2 separate regions of the Homo sapiens genome follow, and region 1 is linked to region 2. The links are chromatin contacts, found by Hi-C or POLR2A ChIA-PET in ENCODE. All regions are on one chromosome and are shown on one strand. The core of a region is the stretch at or near the end of the contact, and the rest is flanking DNA. Distances in the headings are between cores, read along the strand shown. Region 1 overlaps MBP (myelin basic protein). Region 2 overlaps MBP (myelin basic protein).

What was found. A loop is a pair of places that touch in the nucleus more often than their neighbours do. ChIA-PET counts read pairs that join two places held with the same protein, here RNA polymerase II (POLR2A). Pooled maps may share reads with other maps.
Region 1: a pooled map shows a loop between it and region 2 (2.2-fold over the local background). The contact joins two enhancer-like sites. A Hi-C loop is called at or near these places in 2 of 168 maps with a recorded cell type or tissue (PC-9 and endothelial cell of umbilical vein) and 6 of 50 pooled maps. POLR2A ChIA-PET finds 5 or more read pairs at or near these places in 4 of 52 experiments (AG04450, H1, OCI-LY7 and 1 more).

Annotation. Positions count from the first base shown.
Region 1 is chr18:77,082,686-77,086,000 of GRCh38, forward strand. All of the region lies in intron 2 of MBP (myelin basic protein), which reads right to left. Among named protein-coding and RNA genes, the nearest start is that of MBP, 48 kb to the right of the region's middle. Within about 2 kb of position 1,811, at least 6 of the 41 ENCODE cell types and tissues checked have a DNase peak (open chromatin) inside an H3K27ac peak, as active enhancers do.
Region 2 is chr18:77,011,269-77,015,154 of GRCh38, forward strand. All of the region lies in intron 4 of MBP (myelin basic protein), which reads right to left. Among named protein-coding and RNA genes, the nearest start is that of MBP-AS1, 33 kb to the left of the region's middle. Within about 2 kb of position 2,628, at least 16 of the 41 ENCODE cell types and tissues checked have a DNase peak (open chromatin) inside an H3K27ac peak, as active enhancers do.

The DNA.
Region 1 (3,315 bases), core at 561-3,060, 71 kb after region 2:
GCAGCTGGACCAGGTGGTCTAGGGGACGCCATGTGGCTCAGAAGGATGAGGAATCCTTCCTCCCTGCAGCAGCAGCTGGACCAGGTGGTCTGGGGGACGCCATGTGGCTCAGAAGGATGAAGAATCCTTCCTCCCTGCAGCAGCTGGCTGTCATAGGTGGTCTAGGGAATGCCATGTGGTTCAGTGCCAGGATCCCAGACTGGTTTTGAAATGTGGGGAATTAACATTTAAGGAGACTAACTATTCTCTTTAACTAATTGCTAGTCTGGCTATTCTGCTTCGGGATAGAGTATTTTTTTTTTTTCTTGAGACACAGTCTTGTTCCGTCACCCAGGCTAGAGTGAAGTGGCACAATCTTAGCTCACTGCAACTCCACCTCCTGGATTTGAACGATTCTCATGCCTCAGCCCCCCGAGTAGCTGGGACCACCATGCCCTGCTAAGATTTTTTTTCCTATTTTTAGTAAAAACAGGGTTTTGCCACGTTGGCCAGGCTGGTCTTGAACTCCTGACCTCAAGTGATCTGCCCGCCTTGGCCTCCCAATGTGCTGGGCTTACAGACGTGAGCCATCATGCCCCACCTAGAGTGGTTATTTGAATGGGTTTATGAGTAAAGGTTCAGTAAATACTTCCTGATCAACCCTGAGGACCCAGAGGAAAATTACAACGACGTCCAGGACCCTTTTCTTTGACCTTTTCTTTCGACAAAGTTTTGACAAATTTTGATAGTATCAGAGGAAAACACAGGAAGCACTTTTGATAACATGAGTATATCAGAATTCAGGATTTGTTTTTAAAGAAACTACACAGGAGAAATAAAAACGTGTCCACATAAAAAGTTGCACTTGAGTTTTTGTTTATAGCAGTGTTATTCATGATAGCCAAAAAAGTATAAACACAAACATCTACCAACAGATGAATGGGTTAACAAAATGTGGTATATCTATACAATGGAATATTACTTAGCTATATTTTAATATAATAGATAAAAAAGAATAAAGCACTGATATATGCTGTAACATGGATGAATCCTGAAAACATCATGTTACATGAAAGAATCTGGACACTAAAGATCATGGAAATCATTCCACTCAGACGTAATATCTGAAAGAGCGAACCCTACAGACAAGAAGTGAGCCGGTGATTGCTGAGGGCTGTAGGAGGGATGGGAGGGATTGCTAGAAGGCACAGGTTTCTTTTGGAGGTGAAGTCAATGTTGTAAAATGGACTGTTGGGATAGTTGCACGTATCCAGTAAACAAGACTGCATTGTACACCTTAAGTGGGTGAATTGTATGTCATTTGAATTACATCTCAATAAAGCTGTTTTTTTTTTTAAAAAACCCATAAACGCTCAGTTTATGGGTAGTTAAAAATGAAACATTGTAGCATTATTGAAAGGGCATTTGGAACCACATGTTGGAGGGAACTCAGGAAGCCATTTTCCCACAGACAACATTACTTAGATTAGTAAATGGCCCTTTCAGTTTAAAGCCACACTCTTTGTGAGATCATTTTGTAGTGTAATTAAGATGGCAGTGTGTAAATAATGAGTACTGTGAAGCTTGTCAGAATCAAAATGGAGTCACTTAGGTTAAAATGCTGAAAAATGAAGCCAGGGAAGGCCACGAAGGGAGGATTTTCATGCATAAATAAATGCCTGATGACAAGAGCTGCTACAAAAGACTGCGAAAACCACAACCCTGCAAAAAGACCATCACAACACCGCCCCCCCCGCCACACCACACCACACACACACACACACACACACACACACACACACACACACTTCCGTGAGGACAGTTGCCCAGCAACTGCCTGTCCGGCCTCCAGCTGGCACCGCCCTTGCTATTGATCCTTGTAGCCAAGGATCATTATGTCAGAACAATGTATAATCCTCCTTATTTTTCCTTAAAAAAGCTTTGTCTTCTCTCACCTCCCGGAATGCACACATAGCTTACCATGGCACATGTATTCCCATTGCAATGCAATTCCTAGATAAACATGGTTTTTTAGAGTCTTTCTGTTTGTTATCTAGGTTGACAATACAAAGAAATGTGCTCAGAATATTATTTAAACACTGTCTTCTAGAAATTACAGCCAAGCAAACATTAACCAGTGTCACCATCAGACTGTTTATCAAGGTCTGTTATGTAACTGGACATACTTCTATTTTAGGAACACAAAATACTCTGCCATTTATTCCTGGAAGCCACCGCTCCATCAGCTGGTTAAGTAAAATAAGAAGGATGATCACATTAAGAAGGGGGAGGGGGGAGAGAGAGAGAGAGAGAGAGAGATTGATTCAGTGTGGCTCTTTTACTACAAGAGTTTGATAGTTGAGTGAATTTCAAGTTTGAATAAAATGCACTTAAAGCTAATTCATGTAAGGTTAAGGGCCGTTATTCAGTTCAAAAGAATATTGCACATTATTAAAAACAGAGGAATGCAATGGAATACTCCAATCTTCTTAATTTGATGGTGAATACCCTTCCTTTAGTTTCATATAATTAAAAAAAAAACAGTCCTACTTAATTCCCCAGAACATATTCCCCTGTGCCTACATGTGTTTCTGTATTGAACTGTGTCCTATAATGCAGATGTGGTAGAAGGGCAATAGGTCAAATATACAAAGAAAGATCTTTGCTCAAAAGACAGTAACAGAGAAAAAGGATGTACCCTTCTCTGAATGTGTAGCTTGGCCCTGCCAATCTTCTTATCTCTTTAGTTTCTCTCCCACTGTGGAATAGGCAGAATGATATTTTCTATCTCACAGGGTCACTGTGAACATTGAATGATCTCATGGCCCTTTTAGGGCTCATGTAAGGCTCATGACAGTATCTGGTGCTCAGCTAGCGCGGAGCCAATGCCACGTGTCACCATTATGTTTTTACTGTCATTCATCTTCTGATTGTTTTCCATAGTCAGGCCTTTGGAAAGGTGAACATAAAATCTTCTTAAGTAAAAACCAGGTTTTAATGTGAGCATCAGTGCAATAAGTTTTTTTTTTTTTTTTTTTGAGACAGAGTCTTGCTCTGTCACCCAGGCTGGAGAGCAGTGGCGCAATTTCGGCTCACCGCAACCTCCACCTCCCGGTTTCAAGCAATTCTCCTGCCTCAGCCTCCTGAGTAGCTGGGATTACAGGCGTCCACCACCACGCCGGCTAATTTTTGTATTTTTAGTAGAAACGGGGTTTCACCATGTTGGCCAGGATGGTCTCGATCTCCTGACCTCGTGATCCACCTGCCTCAGCCTCCCAAAGTGCTGGGATTACAGGTGTGAACCACCGCGCCCGGCCCTCAGTGCAATAAGGAGAG
Region 2 (3,886 bases), core at 1,378-3,877:
GCGGGAGTTGCTGTGCTGATGAGACTTGGCTGTCCTCATAAGCAGTGACTCCCATCAGCTGGTGTCCATGAGCGTGAGCAAGTGTACGCTATGTACAGGGCCAACAAGCGAAGAACTTTCCATTAATTTTCCCTCCATCTCCTACAATGGCTCTTCTTCACAAAGAAGATCATCACTGTGAGGCATGTTCTCGTGGCTCTGGTGGGCTGGCGTGAAGCCCCTCTACTGACTCCCTGTCTACTCATGGGGAAGGCAGGTGGCTGGGGTAGCCATAAGACATCCCACTGATGGTTTTCAGGAAATGCAACCTGTAACCCCGGCTGCCTGCCACTCCCAGAGCCAGGAAGAGGGAGGACAAATGCAAGGGCCAGAGAAGACGAAAGGCAAGAATAGCCTCTTAGGAGAAATTGTGTGTGCTAAGCCCGCTTGTATGGGGCTCCCTCAAGAGAGTTCAGTGTTCTTTAGCTGTTTCTTCTTTTTTACTACGTTTTTATGAAGTAGGATGATTTCAGAGCATTAAGAGTGTGCTGATAGCCATAAAGGAAAAAACTTTTAAAAACATTGAATCAGGGTTTGATAGGAAATGTCCACACTTCTTAAATTTGTATCAATATCTAAGTGATTTTCACGAGTGCTATTGTGTGTTTTTTTCTAAGGATGATCTATTCCCTCAGATGTCAAGCCAAGCTCCTAATTCACCGATCAGAATTGCCTGTTATCAAATGTCCAGACTTTTTATCAAAGGAAAATCAACGATGAGAGAAATGAATGCTTTAAAATGCAAATGAGTTTAAAGGGAGGAGATGAGTTAAGACGAGGGTCTGATGGGACATGAAAGGCAGGACCGCATCCAAGCCAATCACTTATCTTTACTCTTGTTTCTAATTTCTCAAAGACCCCAAGTTTCAGCTTCATCTCATACACTCATTATCATCTTTCAGAGAGCCAGCACCATCCCCTCATTTCAGTGTCTCGAGGTTCCCATGACCCCCGTTGTGTGTGAGCTCCCGGGGGGCCCTGTGGGCACTGGCACCCATGTGCACGTTCATTCAGGAGATGCTGGTGGGGCGGGCTGTGTCCATGACAGCACCTGCCAGTGGGATCTGCTCAGCGTCCACCCTCCCTAACATTTGCGGGATGATGCTTTGAGAGAAACACAAGAAACTTCAGGCAGAATCAGAATAGTCACCATAGAAAGACCAGAACACCGAACTGTCAGGGGAGAGAAGACAGTAAAATGTCTCTGTGTAGTAAAAGCAGATGAGTGAGCAACTGTGACCTTCCCACACAGAAGCACAGGTCAGGTGAGAGAAGACAGTAAAATGTCTCTGTGTAGTAAAAGCAGATGAGTGAGCAACTGTGACCTTCCCACACAGAAGGGCAGGAGCTCGGGTGCTCACACTTACCTGCCAGCTGTGTCACCAGGCCACAAAAATGCCGGCAACACAGCACACTGACGTGGTGGGGGCAACCAAACCAAAAACGACAAATTAAAGAAGTTCGCATGCAATTAGTACACTGTCCTTGGTCTGTTAAACTGTTTAATGAATGCATAAAAAGGCAGAAAAATATATAAAGCCAAAAGCTCATAATAAAATTAAATCATGATACAACCACCACAGGCAATTACCATCAAATACATTCCCATGATTTACAAATGTATCGCTTATACAGAGGAAGTTGCAAAATCACTGCCAGTACAGACACATCCAGTCTAATTAACTATCGTCTATTCATACAACAGCAACAACTGCAGCTCCTGAGACCACAGAAGGACACAGTGAGCAGCTGGTGACTGAGCCAGGGTAGCCTCCGATCAATAACTGATCAGAGTAATGAGACTTTGAGAGGAATGCCTATAAGAAATCTCAAAAGGTATTTGTTTGGGTGCAGAAACAAATGCACCCTCCACATTTGGATTTTCTCTAGAAGAATCTGTGGCCAAATCTCTTATCCAATGGAGGTACTGAGTGGCTGGATCAGTTACCATGCAAGCTCACGATGAATGAGATTGAATTTGGTTCTGTGTGCACACTGGGCTCTGGGGAGGGAGGACACCCCTGTGTGTTGCTGCTGCCTTCCGTGCTGTCTACTGTATCCTTCATGTGTCTCCAAATGGTACACGCCCCATGGGATTACAGAACACAGCTACAGAATTAGGATCTCATGGTAACAATGAGGAATTAGGTTACTGTAGAACTAAAATATGTTTAATGAAATTAAAATGCAATGGAAAAAAAATCAGGCAACAGAACATTCTGATGAATTTACAGGACTGATTATATCCCACGGCACTGAATGACAAACAGTTCTTCTCCATACAGTCGCAATTAGAGGCATAGAAGTCATACTGAATGCTGAATAGAAGAACACTGAGAAGAGCAGGTTATAAATGAAGGTTTTCACATAAAACAGAAAAATAGACAAAATCATCGGTAAGAAGCTAGCTTTCGAAAACCTCCCTAAAAGTACACGGCACGGAGAAGTGGGGTACTGGGATGTCCTGGCTGCTTTCTGCTTTGGGAACTATCCAAGTGGCACATCACCATGTCCAGCTTAGGTGTCTTGTGAAACCTTACTTCCTCCACATAAAAAGGAAGGAACGGTTTCCAAAGCTAATGTTTCCAGGCTCTGCCTCGTGACACTCAAGTGGCCTCAGATATGAGCACTGGCACAGAGTGATGCTGGAGAGGTCACTTAGAGAGAAGCTGCCGGGCCAAGCACACGACAATCTTGGCCCTAAGTGCTCACCCATTCCTCATGTGACCCTGACATTCCGGGGAACTGGGAAACCTGTTCCTTAAAGGCAACAACAGTCCTTTCTTTCCTCTCACAACAAAGGAGCATGTTCTCCGTGAATGCACTTTTCATTTACGGCTCTCAAAAGAATATGCCTTCTCAAGGAATTTTTAATGCACTTTTCTTGAATGTCAGCTCCCAGCAACACAAGCATGGGTGTTGTTAGGGCATTCCCGGGCTCGGGGGCGGCCGCTCCAACATGTGGTACCAGCGGCCATGTGCCCTCAAGGGGAGGGAGGAAGAGCACAGGAGGGTGGGAGGAGGACAAACAGCCCCTTTTATAGGGTCATGGGGGGGCTCCACTCAGAGTCTGGCAGGAATCTGCCAGGAAAACCTCGTTCTAGATAGGGAGAAGCAGAACTGTGTGTGGGGCAGGCCGCCGTGGTCCTGAGAGACAGGGCCCGGGCCTTCCACTGCTCGTTTGCACACCTCTTCGGCCTATCCCAAGGACCTTCCTAGCATATAAAAACAGGGGCTCTCCTGATTTGTAAACAGAACAACAAATAAAAATAAAAACAAAACCAAAAATTCCTCCATGGCAGCCCACCCAATGAATACCCCAGATTTTTAGGGCCATTGCGGGTCTGTAGCTGGGTGTAGAGAGAGTTAAGCTTTCATCTCCCATGTTTACAACACTTTGTGATAAAATAGTTGAGTGGAGCAATCACATCCCCACTGCGTGCGCTCCCCCGGGATGCCTCACAGCTGCTCTGTGATCACACGTGCAAATGTTATTATTATTATTTTTTGCCTTTGGCATCAAAGGGCAAGCCTGTTCATTAAAAAATCTTCTATATTCAACACTCCATAGTGAAAAGAATGGATACTTCAAAATTCCTAAAGCAATCATGTGAAAATTATTTTTATTTTTAAAATTTTTGAAAGTGTTTTGATTTTTATGGGTCCTTGATAATTGGCCAGCCCTGTTTTGCAAAGAGATGGACTATTTCTGAGACTAGAATGTTTTCTTTGAAAATATTGAAGAGTATAAGAGATTTAAGACAATAAAGGCTGTAATCTTACCATAAAGGAAGAAAAACATCTATGTGTGTCAATATTGTTTTGAGATAAAGTCACAATGATTGAT